Regions from separate parts of the Homo sapiens genome. Here regions 1 and 2 are each linked to region 3. Evidence: chromatin loops called from intact Hi-C (ENCODE). Cell type or tissue: sigmoid colon. All regions are shown on one strand.

Evidence for each region. A loop is a pair of places that touch in the nucleus more often than their neighbours do. Peaks named below come from ENCODE experiments on the same cell type or tissue, not always from the same donor. Only the 100,000 strongest peaks of a DNase experiment are listed, where the experiment ranks them.
Region 1: it touches region 3 in a loop (6-fold over the local background); 28 of 110 quality-filtered maps call a loop at or near these places.
Region 2: a loop joins it to region 3, with 3 times the contacts of the local background. A loop is called at or near these places in 14 of 110 quality-filtered maps.

The regions. Positions count from the first base shown.
Region 1 is chr4:137,120,413-137,128,412 of GRCh38, reverse strand. The region is part of intron 1 of LINC02511 (long intergenic non-protein coding RNA 2511); the gene reads left to right. Among named protein-coding and RNA genes, the nearest start is that of LINC02510, 69 kb to the left of the region's middle. In sigmoid colon, a CTCF peak has its summit at 3,942; no DNase peak of the experiment used is centred here; H3K4me3 peaks cover 901 bases.
Region 2 is chr4:138,934,608-138,942,607 of GRCh38, reverse strand. The region is part of intron 2 of LOC105377448 (a long non-coding RNA gene); the gene reads left to right. Among named protein-coding and RNA genes, the nearest start is that of NOCT, 77 kb to the left of the region's middle. In sigmoid colon, a CTCF peak has its summit at 4,095; no DNase peak of the experiment used is centred here.
Region 3 is chr4:138,676,662-138,684,661 of GRCh38, reverse strand. No RefSeq gene overlaps it. Among named protein-coding and RNA genes, the nearest start is that of NOCT, 340 kb to the left of the region's middle. In sigmoid colon, a CTCF peak has its summit at 3,468 (motif pointing right); DNase peaks (open chromatin) are centred at 1,851 and 3,481.

The sequences.
Region 1 (8,000 bases), 1.6 Mb after region 3:
TAAATAAAAACTAACATTGCAGAAACTTGAGATCTTACAGATGACTGATTGTTATCTACTTAAATATCTTTTGATTAAGTAAATGTAAAAGATTATTCAGAGTTCTATATTTTGAAAGAATTTGTAGAGATCATTACGCACATTTTCTTTAAATTAGGCCAGAGTTATTTAAGACACCCTGCGGTGCCAAATAATGGGCAAGTGCCAGAATAGAAAAGTATGTAAATTTAATATGTATAAGCAGGATCTTACATCCTGGCTGTACAGATAGAGGGCAATGATGGAGTTTATTTTCACACATAAGATTAATGAACATGACTATCTATCTTTTCATTTCATTTTATTCCATTTTAAATGTTAGCATATTTTCAGGAAAATTTATGCAGCTATTGGATGAAATCTGTCTCAATATTTCCATATATTAGAAATACACAAATATGGCAATCACATTCATTTAGATTATGTTACGAACTCTGCAGCAATTTACAGACACTGGACAGGTTATGTTTTTCTTTTTGTAATTTTTAAATTCCTAAAGAGACTTCATCTTTCCCCCAAATGTCTTTTTGGGGAACTGTGTTCATGCGTGGAGGAGTTTTATTTTGTAAGTACTAGACAGTGTGATCTTTCATGTTTCTACTTGCTTCATGAGATAATAGCAAAACAAATGAACAAAAGCATGTTTACCTATCTTAAAATTATCTAGTTTTTTGGCTTTCAAATTTGCTTCAAAATAGAATAGTAAAGATATTTTTCATAGCTAAACAGCGTGCAGCCATGGTTTTTCTACCAAGCTTTAGTTTACATGGCATTCTTCATGGAGAAATCTGATCTTCAGTTATGCTTGTCCAACTTTTATCTATATTGTGAGGCCAAAATAAAAACTTTTGCTTACTGCCTGAGATTTAACGTAAAGCTTCCATTCAATAGTAATGATGAATTTTTCCCTTAGTCTACTTTCTTTTAGAACTTATATTATTTCATAGCTTACTGTATTTGTAGTTTTTGTCTCTGAACATAAATTTTAAACTTCTTGAAAACAAGAACTAAACTTTTATATTAGATTTGTCTTTATAGCTGCCAGTACCCACAAAGTAATTGGCCAAATATCAGGTCTTTAATTAATACTTCTTATCTAAGTAAGGCATCATTTCAATTTGTGTATTTGAGGTAGTAATAAACTGCATGTGAACAGTTTCTGCTAGTGTGGAGAAAATGAGAAAATAAAATATTTCATTTAAAAAAACGTCAAAATTTTATGATAATTGAAAGTAATTAAGGCGACTCAACAGTCAAATGGTTTAGACGATTTTTAGATTTAAAGCCTGGAGCATAGTAATATTGCTAATTTAAGTAAAGTTCATTTGTGGAGTAAAATTGTTTTATGTATTTTTGTCCATGGATATTTTGGTGTATCAGAGGGACCAGAATTAGTTTTAAGATCAGTAATTATCAGCAAGGATGTGGGAAATTTCACATTAACTCGAACCAGAATGCGAGAGAAACAAGAGCAAAGGCTGTGGCAGAACATTTTGGAACTTGCTGAATATGAGGCCATATTCTAAATTCCTTGGTGGCACCTGAGCCTTTTCATTAAAATAAGTTGTAAAGTCATCTACTGACAATCAGCAAGAACATCTTGGGAACAGGAACAAGTAGAAGATTGTGACAGTTGTTCACATGATGAATAACAAGCTTAATTATAAATACTAAATGTAAGATATTACCATTATCAACACAGTAGTATCAAAGTTAATATTGATTACTTGGCATTCTGCTACAATTTTATTTTATTTCATCTTCACAATGCTATCAGGGAGGCACTGTTATTAATATTTTTTCCCATTTTATAGAAGAGAGGTCTAGGAATTAAACTAAGGAAGTCACCAAAGGTCACACAAAAAGCAAAGGTGAAAGTTTTTATTTGAACTTTGGCTAACTCATGCCTTTGTTTTTTCTATCACAAAATATTGATATACCACACTTACAAATATTATCAATTTTGTAGTTATTTTAATTATTTTTTTGCTCCATACTCTAAATTGTGAATGTTGAATATTTCCTGTTACAAAGAAACAGACCAATGAAACAGGTGTAGATGTGGCACCAATCTCTCTACATCTCTCTTTCTCTTTCTCAATCTCTTTTATCTTCTATAGAAAGGAAAAAAATAGATGACATCTCTTCTGCAGTAAGATGTTAGAAGGAGGCCGGGCGCGGTGGCTTACACCTGTAATCCCAGCACAGATCACGAGATCAGGAGATTGAGACCATCCTGGCTTAACACGGTGAAAGCCTGTCTCTACTAAAAATACAAAAAATTAGCTGGGCATGGTGGCGGGCGCCTGTAGTCCTAGCTACTTGGGAGGCTGAGGCAGGAGAACGGCATGAACCCGGGAGGCAGAGCTTGCAGTGAGCCGAGATAGCGCCACTGCACTCCAGCCTGGGCGACAGAGCAAGACTCCGTCTCAAAAAAAAAAAAAAAGAAAAAAGACGTTAGAAGGAATACTACTTTAATATTTTGCTCCAAGCAGAGAAAAGTCTATAGTTAATGGCACAATACCTGGATCAAATAGCCATTTTGTCAGAGATGCTATTGATTAGAAAGCCTCTGAAGTTTTTGCACTGTTTTTTGCTCTCTCTTTTTTGCCTCTGGTCTCAACCGTAAACTTGGCAAGGCACTTCCTTCAGCTGATTCAATTGGTTGATTCCATGTCTCTCCTCATTTGTGGAAGGATATATCTACCTGAGAGGTGGTTGAATCTAGGTGTTAAGGGTCCAGGTTCTGAAAACAGACTGAATTTAAATTCCAGCTCCATCATTTACTTCCGCAGCCCTAAGAGAAAATTTATTAAGCTTTATCTGCCTCAGTTTTTTCACCTTTAAAATGAAGTTATTAATAATACTACCTACAAGATGAATTGTTATGAGGATTAGATGAGTTTATATATGTATTATTCTTAGTGTCCAATATATCCTAAGCTTTAACTTTTGCAATAAAAGAGATACTTGATCATAAATATTGAGTGTCACCAAAAATTAGAAAATAACTTTACATATGTCCAAAATAGCATTTTTCAATAGCATAGAACTCTGGTCAAAACTTTGCCCCAGCACTGTTAGATCTCCCATTGACTCATGTTTTTTGCTTACTATAACAAAATATGCTGCTTGCCTCCTGCTGGTCCCCAACCCCCAATGACAGATATGACCAGCTTTGCAAGTCACACAACGTGACGCAGCTTTCCCCATAAACCAGAATCCTAGGGGGAGGGGTTTGTCCAATCTTATTAAAGAAACTAAGCAAAATGAAACTTAAGCCTTGAAGACAAGGTTCTACTTTATTTGCCGTTTTCAGGATTTGAGTCACAGTGGCAGATGCTAATTTATATGCAAGTTTTATTCCCTGATGGTGTGCCAAAGTTTTGGTAAAAAATGAGAATGTTAATGAAAGAGCCGATCATCTTCAAGTGTTGAATTCAATATTCGTGCTGCATTCGAGGTAATTTCACGAAGAACTGTGGCATTAATAAATGTCTTTCTCATCCTAAAGCACTTATAAATGAAAATAATATTTGTCAAATTAAACCCTGTGTACTATATATAATACTATACAGAATCATGAGTACTATGTACACTTTCGGAAACAAGGTAGCCAAAACAGTTTCAGAATAGGGACACCTGAGATAATCACAAAAAGGAAACATTCTCCTTGTAAAAATTTTAAAAATAAATAGAAAACGTTTTTCTCTTTTGTTTTGACTGTACCTAAAGCCTTATAATTTAATTTATGTTAGAATATATGAGGATGGGGAAAAACACAGTAGTGAAACATTTAAGTTCCTTGGAGAGCTGCAGTCTGTCCAGACAAAGCTGAAGTGTCTGTTTTCCTGCAAGGATGGCAGTGAGTGAAAAAGTGATGTACAGAGACCTCTAGAGACTGGAAAGCTTAACTACAGTTAATACTATGCAGATAGGCTTCAATGCTGTACTGTAATTGAATTACTCAGGGAGCTATAACACAGCTATAAAGAGAACAAGGTACTATTCTATTCCTAGTGATGTGGTTAAAATCAGCATTCTCAAAAGCCTTATGCTTTTGGCTATTTTCTCTTTAATGATTTAATTAAGGTAAAATATGCTTTACATTTGCTCTACTGCAAAAACAATGATTAAACCACAGATGTTCATACCAAAAACATATAAATTATCAATGTGTGCAGAACATTTATTCTTAGAAAAACGTGGTAAGCATTTACCTGCTGCCGTGGCATAGGATATTCTATTTACTTTGGCTTTTACTTACTTGTTTTGGAAAGAAAAGCTGTCGTTATCACGTTTATTTTCCTTTTTTGATATATTGGATTCCTCCTTTTGATAGCTTTGATTATGGCTGGTAGATTTCTTTAAATACTCACTAATAATCCTATAAGAACTTATTGGAATGGAAATAACACAGTTTACAATCAGTTCTGTCTTCATTTCAACTAATTTTTTTGCTCTGTGCACGAAGTTATGAATGTTGAATATTTCCTGCTACAAAGAAACAGATCAAATAAACAAGAATAGCTGCTCTACTTCTGTCTCTGTCTCCATCTCTCTCCCTCCTTCTCCTCTCTCTCTGTCTGGCAGACACATACGTATTAGTGTATTAGCCATTAGTATTAGTCGAGGTTCTCCAAAATAACAATACCAATATCCAATATGGGGTGTAGCGTGTGTGTGTGTGTGTGTGTGTGTGTGTGTGTGTGTCTCAAGGAAGAGAGGGAGAGAGATAGATGATAGAGAGACAGAGAGAGAGAGGGAGACAGAGAGAGAGAGATTGATTTATTTTATTTTATTATTAGGACTAGAAAGTTCAAAATCTCCTGGTCAGGTTGACAGGCTTGAGATCCCAGGGAAGAATTGATGTTTTAGTCTCTAGCTCAAAGGCAATCTAAAGGCAAATTTCCTTTCAAGGCATTCAACCAACTGGATGAAACCCACTCACATTTGGGAGAGTAATCTTGTCTTCCTCAAAGTCTATTGATTTAATTGTTAATCACATCGGAAAGATAACTTTACTGCAACATCTAGACTACTGTTTGACTAAAAACTAAGTACCATGGTGTAGCCAAGTTGACACATAAAACTGACCATTGCGCTGAGTAATTCTGACAACTTTATAAAATTTGACTATTCTAAGTGAACCAAAGCAAATCAAAGCAAGCAAAATATTAACATAAATATACACACAAATAATACAATTATATAATAACTAGTGATGGTATATCCTAAGAATTCTACCTAATCACAGTAAAATATTTCTCAGAAAGACAAACACTGCAAAATGCCTACCTTGCAATTAAAGTTCACAGCTATCTGATGTTCAGCCTACCAAATTCTTTTATTATTTATTTCTTCTTGAAGAATAAAGCTAAATTTATAATTAAACTATTTTAATAATCACACCCAAGTTCTAGTTATTGAATCCAGACAGATATGTTTTCATTGATTACAGATTTTTTTCTTGTAGACATGTGGAGATCCCAGCGAAGAGTTGATTGAGATATATTTCCTTAATATTTCAAATAAAACTGGAAAGATACTTTAAGCCAAATATGTCATTTATTATTGAGCATATAAATAAGGATAATATGCTTGCTAATAATTTTATAATCTTTTATTTTTTAAAATCCCAAGTAATATAATTAGTTTTGAGTTATATTGACACAAAATGGTGTCCTCTTGGTTTGAAATTGAATTTTAATTAATATTACCTATGCAAAAATACTTGGAATATATTAGTGATACTGTCTTCAGCCACCATTATATATTTAAATATGAATTTGATATAAAATACTCACTGACTTTGCCTTTTAAAATCTGTGAATACTATTTGTATATTACATGATAGCGTATTTCTGAGAGTACTTTCCTCATCATTCTTTTTTGGATAGGCATCTGCATTCTCTTAATATGCAATGAGTAGAATATGACTATGGACTCATTTGACTAATTAAAAAAATTGCTCATGCACATAAAGTAGCTTGTATAAGATCATATTGCAATTTAGTATTCATGCCAGAAGTAAAACCTACATTTAGTAGTTTTGAATACAGTGTATAATCATTTGAGATTTACCAAGTGGGGATCGAGTAACTGGCGAAAAGTCTGTATACATTTTTTAAAACATGTTTAGATCATTATATTTATTTTTCAGCCTTATTAAGGTATAACTGACAAAATTTCAATATATTACAAATATACAATATGATTATTGAGTCTATGTCTAAATTGTGAAATGATTACCACAATCAATTTACACATCCATCACCCCACATAGTTGCTATTTTATGTGTTGGGGGAGGCATGCTGAAGACAGTTAAGATCTACTCTAGCAAATTTTAAGTAAACAATTCAGTATTATTAACTATAGTTGCCATGCTATACAGCTTCAGAATTTATTCATCTAGCAATCGAAAGTTTGCACCGTTTTACCTGCATCTCTCCACGTCCCCCACCTTCCCACTTCCTGAAGTCACCTTTCTACTCTACTTTTATGAGTTGAGCTTTCTTAGATTGCACATGTAAGTGAGATTATACAGTATTTGTCTTTCTGTGCCTGGCTTAGTTTATTCAGCATGACGTCTTCCAGGTTTATCCATGCTGTTGCAGGCGTTCCTTATTGTTTATGGCTGAATAATATTGCATTGTGTATATGTATCATGTTTTCTTTAGTCATTCATTAGTCTATATGCTTCTTAATTCCTTAAAGACCTGAGGAAATGGCAATATAATCCCTCATCTATATATTTTTAATAGACTACATCAGAATCTGTATAAGTCTCTAATAGAGATATTTTTAATATAGCTAGTAAAACACATAGTAAGATAAATTCTGAACAACAGTTCTGTGTTTTGTTTTGTTTTAAAGCTAAGTAGTTTAAGGCTAAATTGCAATCATGATCTGTAGTTAATGGACTGATTTTCTTTCATCCTGAATCCAAATGTAATATAAAATTGAATGAGAAGTATTTAAATACAAAATAAGCAGAGGTGCAGCATTAGATGGGCCAGATGAAATCTGAACGCAGAAAATATTGAGGGAGAAATCAGACAAAAAAATAAAAACATAAATGAGTACAGTGCTGATAAAAGTAGCTATAAAAAGTACCAGGGCACAGATATTTGCCCAAATGGAAAGGGCTATTTAGGAAATAGAAAGACTGTAGAGGATCGGGATCACAAATAATGACAAGTACAAGAGCAGCTTTATCTCTGAGCCTTCTTTCATCTGAAAGTAGGAATCATGTATCAAATTACCCTATGCAGTAATATGGCTGGAATAGCTGCTAATTGGAATTAACAGTTATCAATGTTGATGGAAATTTGTTTGGTACTGCCCATGCAAGGCATACTGAATATGAGAGAGACCATCTTAATATAACTTCAGGTTAACTGTAACTGACTGACAAAGAGATGTATTTCTGAAATCAGATATGTCAGAGAATGCAGGGAGCACCGTGGGAATAGCCTTCTCTTAAATGAGGGCAGAAACATGTGGTTACTGAGTTTGAAGTTGGTGCAAATAAGACATAAACTTTCCTTATTTCACCACCGTTTTTCAGGGAAGATCCTCAGTTATCTTATTTGCATTAATAACATTTGTTTGATTTTTGTATATCTGGTTGGGACAAAGAAAAAGACAAGAAGAAATTTTTTCGAAATGTTAGCCAAATCCCTTTTTCAAAAAAAATACATTTTGTTAGGAGTTGTTTTTATGGCTCAATCTCTAGTCATAATTTAATTTTAATCTTAAGCTTTTAATTAAAAAAAACTTTTAGTTTTTGTGGGTGCATAGTAGGTGAATATACTTATGGGGTACATGAGATACCTTAATACAGGCATGCAATCATAATAATATCTTGGTAAATGGGGTATCCATCCCCTCAATCATGTATCCTTTGTGTTACAAACAATTTGATTATACTCTTCTGATTATTTTTAAATGCACAATT
Region 2 (8,000 bases), 260 kb before region 3:
TTACATGCTTACCAATGTGTTCACATGGCCATCTGTTTTCATGAAGTTTTCAATAGTAAAATATTGTGAAGAAGTAAGAAGTGAATTTGGAAAAATGCTTTTGAGTGATAATTTATTGAATATTACTACTTTTGAAAAATTATTTACTCGATTTGGACATACATGAAGGGTATCTTCTTTAGTTACCTTTATAATTTTTATTAAAGAAAGGAGAAAACTGGCCGGGCACAGTGGCTCATGCCTGTAATCCCAGCTCTTTGGGAGGCTGAGGTGGGTGGATCACCTGAGATCCAGAGTTTGAGAGCAGCCTGGCCAACATGGTGAAACCCCGTCTCTATTAAAAATACAAAAATTATCTGGGCATGGTTGCACACACCTGTAGTCCCAGCTACTTGGGAGGCTGAGGCTGGAGAATCATTTGAACTTGGGAGACGGAGGTTGCAGTGATCTGAGATGGCACCACTGTGCTCCAGCCTGAGTGACAGACTCTGTCTCCAAAAAAAAAAAAAAAAGAAGAAGAAGAAAATTATGAGAAAAAAATGAATGAAATGTGAGGCAAAAGTGATTAAGAGAAAAATCAATGGAAATTTTCTGATATTGAGAAGTTAATTGTAATAAAATGTTTTAGATAATGCCTAAAGTGGCCATCCATGGAGAGGAAGAAGTAATTTTGAGTAGAAATAATGAATAAGGTCTACTATTATTTGATAAAATGTCTGATGAAGAGGAGTGTATCACACTAGGAAAAGATTTACATTTCTTGCTTATTTGATAAAACACTGATATTGATGAAGATATTATAAAATTCATAATGTCATTATTGTGAAGATATTGATGACAATATTGAGCAATTATTATTATTATATAATTATTATTATTTTTGGAGACAAGATCTCCCTCTGTCGCTCAGGCTGGAGTGCAGTGGCACGAACTCGGCTCACTGCAACCTCTGCCTTCTGGGTTCAAGCGATTCTCCTGCCTCAGCCTCCTAGCTGGGACTACAGGTGCCTGCCACCACGCCTGGCTAATTTTTTGTATTTTAGTAGAGACGAGGTTTCACCATGTTGCCCAGGGTGATCTCGAACTCCCAGCTCAGGCAGTCCACCCATTTTGGTCTCCCAAAGTGCTGGGATTTACAGGCATGTACCACTGCGCCCAGCTGATGAGCAAATTATTTAATGAAATACCAATTAATATTTAAGATTAGCCATTGCCCAAGAACACTTGAAATATCCTGAAATTTTATATCTCATTTTTAAAAGAAACTTGAGATTTTTAAAAATTTGACAACAATCCTAAATTTTATATGGTATCAATAATGTGTTGTGAAGCTAAAAGAAACCTTTCTAAACTATCAATAAAAACATATTTTGATGAGTCATGATGGAGGAAAGACTGAACTATCTATTCTTTCTATAGAAAGTGATTTTTCTAAATCTCATTAAGAGGCAAAGGATATGTACCCCCAAAATGCAGTAAAGAACATATCGTAGAAGTGTGTCAGGCAACTAATTAGTAAAAATACAAGTTTTTATTCTAATTTTTGTGATGTTTATGGTATTCAATAGCTTTAAGAAATTGTATAATTTGTGAGGATTTCGTATTTGGTTCTAAAGAGATATTTACCATTGTAAAATTCTTTTTTTTCTCTTTTTTTTTTTGAGGTGGAGTTTTGCTCTTGTTGCCCAGGCTGGTGTGCAATGGCACGATCTCGGCTCACTGCAACCTGCGTCTCCCGGGTTCAAGTGATTCTCCTGCCTCAGGCTCCTGAGTAGCTGGGATTACATTCATGTGCCACCACGCCTGCTAATTTTGTATTTTTTTAGTAGAGATGGGATTTCTCCATGTTGGTCTCAAACTCCCGACCTCAGGTGATCCGCCTGCCTTGGCCTCCCAAAGTGCTGGGATTACAGGCGTGAGCCACTGCGCCCGGCCCAAAATTCTTTTTCTTATAGAGGACCCAATGTCGTATGAGCGCCAGGATCCTCAAAACCTAGATTTCAACTTTCACTAATAATTCTCTTCTTATTTGTTGTCTTTTTCTCTCTAAGAACCAGGGACTTGATGTCTGGGATTTCAGAGCATATGATGACATGTAGAGAGCCACAAGGTCAAACCTCACAGCAGGCTTAATTTAAATTTGTCTCAGTAAACTGAGAAATTATTACATATCCTGAATCATAGGAGCTGCTTGAGTGTAACTGATACCTCAAATGTTAAATTAGCGAATTCCAGGAATTTAGCATAAAGCTTTATCCTTAGGGAGAGTTACCTGATATCCACTGGAAAAGTAGCTCAGTGCTAGCTTCAGACTTTAGGATCTTCCAAGTGCCCTTATGTTGTGATTGGATGCTGGCTTTCAAATGTCCCATTCCATTGCGTCATAGAATAAAGGGCCTTCTGTCCTTTGGAACCGGGAAATACAAGTCAAATAGATTTGATGGGGCCCTGTCATTTTTCAGTTGGTCAATAATTCTTGGCTCCCCTACCATATCCAGTGATGGCTTACTGAGAACAGGGAACGATTTTTAATGATGTAATCCTGAGTTAAGCAAGCAGCTATGGCGTGGTGATTGATGTGTATCTATTTAGAAAGATTTTTGCCTCATAGCTAGAACAGGTAAGGTCAAAGATGGTCATCTCCCCTATGAGGAAAGGCTCAAGTTCCTTCTGCAGTCGAATAGCTTTTTCTTTAAATCTGGAAGAGGAATTGGGAGTGGGGAAAACTTCTCTGCATAATGCTCACTCAGAGATGGATGTTAACAAGGGATGCCTGGGCTCTGCCATGACCTTGACAGTGTTCTGGCTGGCCTTATTTTGGTTCTCATAGGTGACTGTACACCAGCATTTCCGCTTGGCTTCATGCTCCCTTGGTGGGTTCTGTGGATGAGAGAATATAGGCATGAATTCTTGATAACAGCTGTGACACAGCACCAAGGACCCTGCAGAAATTCCTGTGTTGGCATTTGAAGGTCCACCAATCAACATCATATTTTACTTCTCTCCTATATTTATCCTGCATTTGAGTCAGAATGTACTATTTCTGACTCAATAAAAGGAGAGTAGCACTCAGATGATCTTTTCCTGATTTGTGATTTTACTCATGCTGTTTCCTTTACCTGGAGTGCCCTTTCTTCCTATTGCACATGTCAAAAATTTTATCCAGGGGCTGGGCGCGGTGGCGCATGCCTGTAATCCCAGCACTTTGGGAGGCTGAGGCGGGCAGATCACGAGGTCAGGAGATCGAGACCATCCTGCTAACACAGTGAAACGCCGTCTCTACTAAAAATACAAAAAATTAGCTGGACGTTGTGGCGGGCGCCTGTAGTCCCAGCTACTCGGGAGGCTGAGGCAGGAGAATGGTGTGAACCTGGTAGGCAGAGCTTGCAGTGAGCTGAGATCGCACCACTGCACTCCAGCCTGGGCAACAGAGCGAGACTCCCTCTCAAAAAAAAAAAAAAATATTTATCCATATTCGATTCATCTACACCAAGTAGTTCCTGATCCTTCTACATGATTGCCTCCTCTCTTTGGGAGTCCTCTTTAGCACTTTATTTCTGTTTTGATGAAGGGACTTGCCTTGTTCCATCTGTTGTCACCACAGCACGGACATTGCTCATGTTAGGCACCTGCGTCTGTTAAATCGGCAGTGACTATTTCCTCCTGAATCAGGTTTGAACTGTCTACCTGCAAAGCCTGAAAAAATCCCCATGATGACAAGCTACTAGAGTTCAGGGGCAGCTGATCATCCCTGATCCCTTCCACTTTAACTTTAAAGTGAAAATTACTTTTCTGACCTCAGGGAGAAACCATATTTCATCTCTTAGGTGTTATGACCCCACCTTGTCCTCACACAAATTACTTTTAGGACTATAGGCTTCTTTAGACAAAGTGTACCTTAAAACATCCACAGTTCTCTAAATATCTAAAGAGAAAACAATCTTTCTCATAATTTCAAACACTCATGAAACTTCCATGATAGCAACCTTGCATTTCCATCTGGCAATTATTATACTAGAAGGGAAGCATTTAGGAGTCATAGTTATAAACCTAGGTCTTCTGCCCTCACCCAACTTTCGTGTTTCAAGTTCTTTTTCAACACACTAGATGTCACTCTCTACCCACCGAATTTCAGAGCTAAGCACTGTGGTGAGTTAATTAGAAAAGAAAGCTATTTGGAAAAGGGTTCGTAAGTAGCTGCAAAACATATTTTCAATTACTTCCAAATAGAACATTTTCCCCCACAGTTTGCAAGAGGCGTTCATTATTTCTTTGGTAAAAAGAAACCCTTCAAAACTCGTTAAAGGAAAGAGGAGTAAAGTCAGTAGTAGTCTTTTCTCTCTCCAGCCTTGTGGCATGGTGATTTAGACAGGTGTGGAGCTGTGCTGAAATATAGTTTGCCTCTGAAATTATTTCCTCAGCAAAGGACAGAGCCTCAGGAGGGGGCTGGCATTTAAAGCTGTTCCCAGAGATGCAGGGAAATCCCACATCCAGCCCTCTCAACAATACCTCAGAAAGGACCCTTTGCGTATAAAGGAAGCATTGATGACTTAAATTTCATTTTCTTGATTTAACAGGCATTTTCAATCATGAAACATACATGCGAACCTTCTAATTGGATTGCCAAGGTGAAAGAAAACTAAAGAAATACCAGTGCAGAAAGGAAGTTCTTTATTTTCAGGTTGCTCAAGCTAAAACAATAAGCAGCATTTCATGGATGACTGGCATGTCGCCTTTTACTCCTCAAGGCAGACTCAAGAGTTTTCCCAGAAACAGAGGACGAGGCAAGTTAGTGTGGTATTACTTTATTTAAATTCTGTCTTGATTTTTACGCCACAGATGCCCCCTAAGTGACAAAACTTCTTTACAATTTAAAAACTTTAAAGGGAAGTAGGGATCATTTTAGTGGTTCACTGTGATATTGTTCTACGTGGCTTTGGTAAACCCTGGGGCATATGAATTGGCCAGGAATTCCAGAACTGCTTTTCATTTTAAGTAATTTAAACCTTTTTTTTTTTTTTTTTTTTTTTTTTTTTTTTGAGACAGAATTTTGCTCTTGTTGCCCAGGCTGGAATGCAATGGCGTGATCTTGGCTCACCACAACTTCTGCTTCCCAGGTTCAAGCGATTCTCCTGCCTCAGTCTTCTGAATAGCTGGGATTACAGGCATGTGCCACCATGCCTGGCTAATTTTGTATTTTTAGTAGAGACGGGGTTTCTCCACATTGGTCAGGCTGTTCTCAAACTCCCGACCTCAGGTGATCCGCCCACCTCGGCCTTCCAAAGTGCTGGGATTACAGGCAGGAGCCACTGCACCCAGGCTGTAATTTAAACTTTTAAGATACAAATTGAAGGCAAATCTCATCCCTAACCTTACTAAAACAATAATATCCTCAAAATGACAATAGATAACATGACAGTTTAAAGTATGGGCCTGACATTTCAGGTGTGAATGGAATTGTTTTCTACTTCCTAAAAATCTGCGGGTGCTGTGGCTTGGATCTTTGTTCCCTCCAAACCTCGCGTTGAAATGTGACCCCCACTGTTGGAGGTGGAGCCTAATGGGAGGTGTTTGGGTCATGGGGTGGGTCTCTCATGAATAGAGTAATGCCCTCCCGTGGGAGGGAGTTCTCCCTCTATTAGTTCTTGAGACAGCTCGTTGTTAAAAAGAGCCTGGCACGCCCCACCCCATTTTCATCCTTTCTCTCTATGTGATCTCTGCACATGCCAGCTCCCCTTTGTCCTCCGCTATGAGTGGAAGCAGCCTGAGGCCCTCACCAGATGCAAATGCCCAATCTTGAGCTTTCTAGCCATCAGAATCGTGAACCAAATAAACTTCCTTTTCTTTATAACTTACCCAGCCTCAGAGATGCCCTTATAGCAACACGAAATGAACTAAGACAGTGGGTCAGTTATGCTTGTAACAAGAACTCATGTAGCAAAGATAAATTCAAATAACCTTGGGGTCTGCTTTGCACCTATGTGTGTGTACATACAAATAAAAATTGTGAGGTTTTACAAGAAATTATGCCTACTGCATTTTAGATCATTATATATGCTTTGAATTTAGGAGAATACTCAAATATGTTTTAGTCTTTGGTGAAGCTGAATCACTTGTGGCTACCCCTTAATCATTATTTTAAAATTATAATTTGACATTATTTAGCTGGTATTAGAATGTGATATGCTCAATTTTTATGTGTGTGTATGTATGTGATGACGTTTTGAAACAAGTTTTGGTCTACTTATACAGGTCTCAGTGAGACTAAGTTTGAATTACAGCTAAAGCTTTTTCTTCTCAAATGACAACTTTACATATATGGAGAGTCCTCAAAGCAGGAGAGAGATATAAAAAAGAAATTGAATTCATTCATTCAACAAGCTTCTAGAGGGCACTTACTATCTCTTAATAAGAACTTCTCCCATTACAAAAGTAGCACACATACATTGTAAGAATTTGGAAAATACAGATGGGCACACAGAAGAGTATACACCCCACCCATAATTCCATCCTCCAGAGATTTCAACATTTATGTTTTGGTGACTTATTAATGCTTGATTGATATATTTCTAGTTCTGATCTCTATCTGTCTATTTATCTAAGCTATAACTTGCAATCATGTTGTGCATATGCATATTATAAACTCCTTGTCTCCTATTTTTCTTTGTAATTAAATATTCTTCTGCAACACTATTTTTAATGGCTGCAAGGTGTTTTGTTATTCGGAAAATTTAAAAAACTAAGTTCCAATGGTTAAACAATCTTGTAGCTATCACTTTTGTATATTTATGATTAGTTTTTAGGATACAAATTATAAGTGGAATTTTTAGGTTAAAGGATGAGAACGTGGTTGCTCTATGTTGCAGATTACCTTCTTATCTTTTAAAGGTCAATTTGCCTTTATTTCTACTAGCAGTGCACAAACATTCCTGGATCTTCTCACTGTTGCCTTAGAAATCTTTTTATAGTGACTTCTGATGCTTTCCTTGTCTGCTTAGTAAAATGCAAACAGGTTTGTTTAACATCAGCCTTAAGATAAATGCCTTAGCACGTTAGTAAAGGAATTTTTATATTAGGTTAAAAGAAGAGCAAATAAACAATAAAAAGTAATAGTATTGCATCTCTGACTCTGCATTTATTCCAACAAGTACAGCTTATTTTTAATTACTGGTGATAAATACTTCATAGTCTACTAATAAACGTCCTGCAGTATATTTTGAAAAAGGCAATAAACGCTTTGTCAGGTGAGAATTCACTATAGTTCTTGGCCTCTAAATCTCTGTTGAAAAGAAGGATAAAACTGCCAGTTTTGCTGGTAAGAATTATTGGAAAGACTGATAAGCAAGTAAGACTTAGCAAGGTTCTGAAATAATTACTGCCATCAGGACAAAATTGGGAAAATAAACCTGCACATTCATGTAGTACTAATATTAGGTCAAGTCAGTGCTTTTTCTTTTTAAACATCAAACATAGTGCTTGGGAGATAAATGAAAAAGTTAAGAATAAATTAGTTTAGGAAGAAACCCCTGGTTGGGGTTGAATTTGCTGAATAGATTAGGGATGAACTTGTATTTTCTCTGTGGTGGGGGGAATTTGAAATACTGTTTTTAGTATAGTTAGCAAAATTGGGGCAAAAAGATTCAACTCAGAAAATATGCAGTTCTAAGTTATGATCCTTATTGGTGCTGACTTTAGAGATACTACTGGGAATCAGGAAGAAATTACTTTTTATTCATTTTGTGAAACGTTCTTACTCTTCTTATTTTCCTAGCACATATTAAAACTTTCAAAATAGAAATAGATTTTTTTTCTGATTTAGAAAAAGGTTATACACTCATTGTAAAAAAAATTACATAGCACAGAAAAGTATAAAGAAAGTAAAAATCACTAAAAGTAACACTACCCAGCAATAACTACTATCAATATTTGAGGAACATCTTTTCAGACAGCTGACACTGTTCTCTCAACAGATGCAGAATTTTATGCAAACGTGTTTGTCT
Region 3 (8,000 bases):
TTATTATATTGATTATTATCTTAAGATGTTCAATATTATCAGTTATTTCACTAGGGGTTGGCACCCATAGCTATAAAGTATGTGTCAGATTCTTATTACACCCAATAATATCACTAACTTTGAGGGTTTGGCCACTGCTGTATTGTCAGTTTTTGAAAATGGAAAATGACAGTCATAATTTCTTTCAGAAAGGATTTGGAGACTGTATTAGTTTTCTCTTGCTGCTGTAACAAAGTGGTTTAAAACAACACAGATTTATTATCTTATGGTTTTGGAGGTCCAAAGTCCACAATGGAACTTAACTTGCTAAAATCAAGTTGTCAACAGGGCTGTTCCTTCTGGGGCTCTAGAGGAGAATCTGTTTCTTTGCCATTTCCACCTTCTAGTGGCTGTTCAGATCCCTTAGGGGAGACTGCTTCTATCTTGAAAGCCAGCAATGGCCCTGTTCCTACTTCTGCTCCTGTCATGGCCTCTCCTTCTCTGACTGAGTCTCCTGCCTTCATTTTAGAAGGACCCTTGTGATTACTATTAAACTCACATATATAATCCAGGATAATCTCCTCATCTCAAGGTCCTTACCTTAATCACACTCGTAAAGTCCTTATGCCATGTAAGGCAACATATTCACAGGTTCCAGGGATTAGCATGCCTACATCTTTAGGGAGGCCGTTATTTTCTCTACCACAGGAACAAAAGGCAAAAGTAGACTAGAAGATCAGTTTTTATGAATGAGCAACACCAGTACACTTTTGGATGCTTTTTATTTTTTCTTTGAAACAGTTGTTTTCAGTTCCATACGGGCTTGAAAACGGCAAAAACATTAATTGAATTCCTATTCAACCGTATGGTTTGTGATTTATTTCGTGTGTATGGAAGTACGGTAGCTTCGTTTGGATGAAAAATTTACTTTCTAATCTTCTTTTAAAGGTCAAGTGGCAAAGAGGACTGGTTTTAAATGCAAGTTATCCACATGGAGCAATTAAGGAGAGATATAAAGTGGTATAGATTTTAACATGTGACATGGGCCAGATACAAGCGGAGGAGAATTGACTAAGATATTAGCTGATTTAGGAAAATTTAAATCCTGCCTTTGGGAGCACACTTGGATTAATATATATTTATTGTAATTCATTAAAAAATCCTTCTCTTCTAAGCTATTTTATCATTACATTTGCAATTTGCTTCTCTTTGCAGCCAGACATAAACACCAAGAGCCAATCTCAGAGGTAAATTCTTGCCTCAGCCTCCTTTTTGCTGTCAGTGGGCGGTGTTGACTTAAAGCCCACTTTCAGAGATGTATTGAAATTCCATATTAAGTTAAAGGATGCTTTGTAATGTTCGATCTCTCTCCCAGAACAAACAGACCTGACACGGTCCAGGTATCCCTCCCTCTCTTCCTGATGTCATTTGTGCTTTCAGATCTTCCCTTGCCGAAATTGCTCTTGGTCATCAGCTTGACCATTGGGGCATTTCTAGATTTCCACTGTAACCTGATTCCCCTGTGGTGTAGGAGGGAGGGAGATTTCAAAGGTGTCTCGGGAGATCCCGGCCTGGTGGAGCGGAGGCGCTGCCCTCCACGTGTGTAGGTTGTGAAACCTTCGGGATCTGCTTCTCTTTCTCTTTCTGCTGGTGACTGAGGGATGCTGGGTGGATCAAGCGGAGCAGGCAGACCCTCTTTAAGCCGCATGCCGATTCCTTTAGGCAGAAACACAAGCCTTTCTCCATCCCGCGCCCTCTCCTCCTGTGGTGCATTCAGGCGATAAAGGGGAACAATGAAATGCAACCTGTTGGTGCTGGCATCTGCTCAACGGCTGTAGCCTGTGTGGAGGCAGCTGACTGTGCTGGCACCTCTGCCTGGGCTTGGCAAGACCAGAGCACACACCATTCTCACCACAGCCTGGAACGGGACCCGATGACAAGTGGCTATAAAATGATGATAGAGAGAGGCAGGAATCATGGTCCAGGAGAGGGAGGGGAGCAGGAGGCAGCACCAAGAACAGCCATGCAGTTTAGAAGAGGTGAAAAACAGGGAAATGTTAGTTGCTTGCATTTTTTTGTTGCTTTCTTTCTTTTCTTTTCTTTTCTTTCTTTCTTTCTTTCTTTCTTTCTTTCTTTCTTTCTTTTTCTTTCTTTCTTTTCTTTCTTTCTCTTTCTTTTCTTTTTCTTTTCTTTCTCTTTCTTCCTTCTTTCCTTCCTTCCTTCCTTGTTTCTTTCTTTCTTCTTTCTTTCTCTCTCTCTTTTTCTCTCTTTCTCTCTTTTGCTTGTTTTAGTCAGGTTGTTCTTGTGAGGGCAGAAATCTGTGTAGTAATCTTAAGGCTGTCTTCTCCTCTGATTTAGTGGATGCTTCTGTTTAATGAATCACTTCATGCTACTTACTGATGGGGCTTTCAAAGGAATGGCTTTGCGGTAACAAGTACAATTAGAAATTATCATCAGCAATTACAAGTGATACTCTTGATTTTGGTTGGCTGTGATCATTGTTTATTGGTTGGGCAGGGCCTTTCCATTATCAGAAATATCCTTTTAATTTTGGAGAAAATCAAGGAAAAGCATTAATTGATATGTTTATTTTTTATAGCTTTATAATGTTTGAGAAGTTCTGAATAGGAAATCTTCTCAATGGAAATTTAAAATTTTATTAAGTGTTACTCAATGGCTCTCAAAATTCAGTGTGCACATTACCCGAGGAGCCTGGAAAATGCAGAATTCTGGGTCCTATCCCCAGAGTTTTGAATTCAATAGATTTGGGTGGAGTCTCCAAATTTGCCTTTTTAACAAACTCCCAAGTTACCCTGATGCAGGTGGTAGGGATCATGGTTTGCAGAAAACTAGATCATATGCCTGGACTTCTCAGCTAATTATGTCCTGATTAGCTCTACGGCCAACCCCTCCCCACGTGTTTTCATTTGATATAATTTTCTCTAAGCTAGTTGTTGTGTTTTCATGCATTTCGGGAAGGAGGCTTCTGAGAGTGCGGTGTATCGCCTGCATTGTTATTTTCAGAGCTTTTGGTCTTAGGTTTATTCCCAGTACAAAGACTGAAGGATGATCTGAAATCAAATACATTTGTCTGGGAGTGGAATGTCTGTTAGACCCAGGCATTGATTTCCTTGAGCTTGAGTTCTCAGTAAATGTCTTTCCAGTGAGAATTCCAATCAGAATTCTAAAGGTTATATGAAATAGGATTGATTTCTGGGCTTCCTCCAGGGAGATTGCTTAATTTTTATAAGCAAAATTAACTCACCACCACGGCTTGTTTTGTAATCAGCACACAGTTCATATTTTAGGATAAAATGCTCTGTTGATTAGTGTGTGAAACAGGTGATCCAGAAAATATCTCTGTGCTGAGAATCTTTAAGGGAGAAATATTTGCACTCCAGAGGATGAAAAGATAGCAAAACGAAATCTAGGCAGAACTAGGAGAGATGCCCGATTTCTACAGGTGCTCTCACACTATTCGACCACCAGGGGGCAGCATTGCACTTTGTTTGGAAAACGGTCTCTGTGGCTAGCAGCCCTTTAAAGGAAAATAACATCTAAGTGAGCAAAGCTAAAAACCAGAACATTAGCAAGAACCAGAAAACCAACAACACAGAACCCAAACTCTCTTTGTTATAAAGTGCCGTCTTTGCTTTTCTTGGTACACGGGTTTTAATATTGTAGTATTAAGACTCTCCAGGGCATACTTTATCGGTCCATTAATACATACTTAGGGGTGGTGGATGATTCAGTGAGATTATTTTTCATTTTTCTTACTTTTTGTTTGCTTCTCTCATCTCATCTCACTTGTCCTTGTCTTTGTGTCAAACAACTACTGTCCTGTATCTACTTCTTTCAGAGCAGAGATAGGCCCAACAGCTGGCTGCACCTTGCTATTGGCTGATCATTTTGTGGAGCTGGGTGGACGTGTATAGATCCTGGCTGGAAAGCTCTCTCCTTCTTGGTGTAAAACCAGGTTCACAGTGTGCATAGTTCTGGGAAGTTCCTGGGGATTATAGTTATTTTTAATGCACCCTCACAAACACTTTTATAGGAGTCAAGCTATCATATTATAGAAAGTGATGCAAAATAAATATATGCTAAAATTTTGTATTTTTAAAATTGACTCATATGATTAATGGATAAAGTGTGGTTGAATGAAAGACCCAAGTATGAGTGTTAGGAATGTGATTTCCGCCAGTCCGGGGATCATGTCTGTTTGTTCAGAGATGATACATCAAGCTCCTAGAACTGTGCCTGGCATGGCAGGCACTCAATTAATGTTTGTTGAGTGAATTAATGAATTTAAACACATGTTATGACCAGCTCCTCCTTCCCCTACCTGGGCTTTGCGTTTGAGCAATGATTAACTTGGGAACTAAGGTAAGGCTGGGGACATTTACTTGGCCTCCTTGCCTGTCTCAGTCACTGTCTCTTTTATTTCTGGGGGTAGTGGAAGTAAAATGACCGAGAGTTTCTTGAAGGAAAGTCCTAAAATCTATTATTTATTTATTTATTTATTTATTTATTTATTTATTTATTTTTTGAGACGGAGTCTTGCTTTGTCACCCAGGCTGGAGTGCAGTGGCATGATCTCGGCTTACTGCAACCTCTGCCTCCCAGGTTCAAGTGATTCTCCTGCTTCAGCCTCCCGAGTAGCTGGGATTACAGGTGCCTGCCACCATGCCCCACTAATTTTAGTAGAGACGGGGTTTCACCATATTGGCCAGGTTGGTCTTGAACTCCTGACCTTGTGATCCACCGGCCTCAGCTTCCCAAAGTGCTGGGATTACAGGCATGAGTCAGCGTGCTCAGCCCATATCTAATCTTTAAGAACAACTATAAACCCTAAATATTTTCGTTTCTCTGAAATGTGCATGTAACGTTGCATACAATTACAGCATTAATGCTGCCTTTTTAGGGGAGTTTCACTAAGACTAGACTTGAAGATTTCTCGGTACTAATGCCCTTCTATGAGGAAGCCCTCCTATTTTGCTTCCTCCTCCCTTTTCTTCTCTTGCAAGAAACAGTCAGGTTGAGAAACTTGACTTTGAACAGGAGCAGGGCAGGGAATAACAGGCACATGAAGATTAATTACCCTCGTTGGAATCCAGCTTGACTGGGCAAGGTGAGACAGTTCAATTATTTAATCATGTTGGTGCTATTGGCTTCCAAATCCTTGAGTGCCAGGATAGCCCTTCCTTTCCATTTAATTTACATGAGGAATTGCTCCTCAACTCGCTGCTCTCAGCTGAACCCTCCGGCAGAGGGAGAGGAGCAGTCGATTTTGGAAGGAGATGATCCCATCTCTGTATCCTCTTGGGCTGCATTTGTGAAGAGTTCTCAGCGCTTATTTTGGAAGCTGCCAGACTACTTGTGTCTCTCCTGTCCCCAGCAGGCTGCTCCGTTCCGTGTGTAATGGAAGCTTTCTCCCTTGCACATGACTTTTTAAGGCTTTCTTTTGGCTCAAGAATGTCTACCCATTGAAGCTACAGGTCAGAGCATGTCTTAGAGCAGAACATGCTAGAGCAGCACAGTCCAATAGAATGTTCTGTGATGATAGAGATGTTCTGTAACTGCCCTGTCCGGTGTGGCAGGCAGTGACCAAATGTGGCTATTAGCACTAGAAATGTGGCCAGTGCGATGGAGGAAATGAAATTTTAATTGAAACTAATTTAAAGTTAAAATTACCTATGGCCCAGTGGAGACTATACTGGGCAGTGAAAGACTAGATTGTACCTGCGATGCCAACAGAGAGGTGATTTTTGTTTGTTTGTTTCTGGTGGGGCTTGACCGTCGCACTGCCACACAGCAGGGCTGCCTTGCACATTTAGTCCCCTGGTATTAACGTAGTTTTTCCATTATATCCCACCAAGCCCTCTTGTTTCTCACCATGCCCCTCTGCTACTGCATCTTGGTGATGTCACTCCTCATTAGCATCTGCGAAGGGACAGGAGAATGGAATTTTACCTATTCAGCTATGGTTTCTTGTCCTGCACTCCCCACACACAGGTGGTAAGAGATCTTAATCCCAATGAAAACTGCATTCTGTCAAAGTAAAATGAGTTAGCTGGGCGTACCTTCACCATATGTTTTAGTGTCATGACCCGTGGACTTCTGCAAGGGTGCTGCCACCCACTTAGTGTCCCACAGCCTGTAAGGCACATGCTCTGTTTAGCATAGATTTTTCAAAGTTGTTCAGTGATTTAATGCACATATAAGACCAATTGACAGTTTGTCTATGAAAATGAGCTTTTTAAAAAATGGCCTCATGAACCAAATATATATGGTCCAAACTAGATACAACAAGAAAGGGATAGGAGCATGAAGTATCTCGCACTAAGAATGAAAGACAAGGACTGAGTTTCCACAAATCTTAGTCATTCAGATAGAGCTATGGAGTCATAATCAATGACTTCCAATCTCCCTCATCCTCCAGCCTCACTGTGCCCCCAAGCTCATCAACTCATCATTCCCCTGCTGCTTCCACCACACTGACACTGGGCCCTGCACACTTCATGCCCTAGTTGCTAAAATTATACAAATAGAGAGGAGAAAAAAATAAGTCTGTGAAATCATTCTCTTGGTTCCTGTGGTTTACACTTGCTAGTTAATTTGAGCCTTAATGTTGGTCTCTCAGAGTGACAGAAACAGCAGCCAATCTGCTGTTGTACAAGCAAGTGCATATAGCCTCATTGCTAACACCCTTGAAAAATGTCCCCAGAAATGCAGCTCAGGAAGAGAGTTCTTTAAATTAAGCTAGATTTGTAAAGAGCCCATTTACTGCCTGACTTAGAGCTAAATCCTGTGGCAGAATGGAATGTGAGGCTAGCTGCCAGGGAACAGAAAACAGCTTGGGTACCAAACCGTGAGCCTGTGAGTGGCAGAGAAGGAGTGATGTTAGAACAGAAGGCATCCTCAAGTCTGACAGGAAAGGAAAAAAAAGTCAAAACAGAAGGAAGTATCTAGAGACACAGTACAGACAGGTTGTCCAGGAAAGTTGGGGTGCAGAGAATGAAGAAAGAGAGAAGAGGAATGAGGAGCCTTCTCTGGAGAAAAGAAGGATCTAAAGGTAGAAGAAGAGAATGTACCTAGTTCTTTCTTCTGCTTTATCTCATTAAAGAGACATGACTGAAAATCAAGTCATTTCAGCAAATAACCAGACAGTAGCAGGTCACCAGATGAAACTCCTTCCCTGCCTGGACGTTAAGTCCTGATTTCATGCGAACAAGTAAGCAAGTGAGCAAGTCAAGCCTCCTCTTATATGCTGCTCTTTCTAGGTTAATCATTTACCTTCAATAGGAGGAATTTTTTTCAGACATTCCAATGTAGTTGATTTCAAATCCCTTGGAGAAGGATTTGAAGAGCAATGAGAAGGTGGGTTCTCCTATAACATCTCATCCAAGTGCAGCCCCTTTCCATTTCCTCTACGAATAAAGAGCACATGACCGGCTGATATCCAACTGCAGAACTTTAACTTGCTTTCTGTTTTAGGGCCTCTGCCTTTGGTGGGCTTCAAAATCTCCAGGGGGAGCTTATTAAGAACATTGTTGCCTGGACTCTAGACCCCAGAGATATAGAGTCTCAAGGGAAAACAGCATCTCTGAAAGAAACCCAGGCTGGGAAATTTTGGGAAGTGGGGCAAAACTGTAAAATGTGAAAATTTTCAGGCTTAGAGGATGCAGCAATTTGATGCTAGTTAAAAAAATTCCCCAAAAAGACAGTTGTATGGAATAATTTCTGTATAACTTGGTTGGAAGTTAAGGATAAAAGATAAAGAGGTTTCTTTTTCTCCCACATTAAGTTATTGACTAGTAAAGTCCCCCTTTCTCTCCACTTAATTATGGAAGAAAGAACAAACTCCAATTTTAGGAGTTGCTCATCCATTTTAGGGATGGCCCAGATGGGGAGCATATTTGTGTTCGGAAATCTCTTTACTTTGGAATATGGTTTGTACGTTCCATCTTTCCTCCAAGCTGAGGGGCCATTGCTGAGCCTCCAAAGGCCCTTGCGATTCCTGC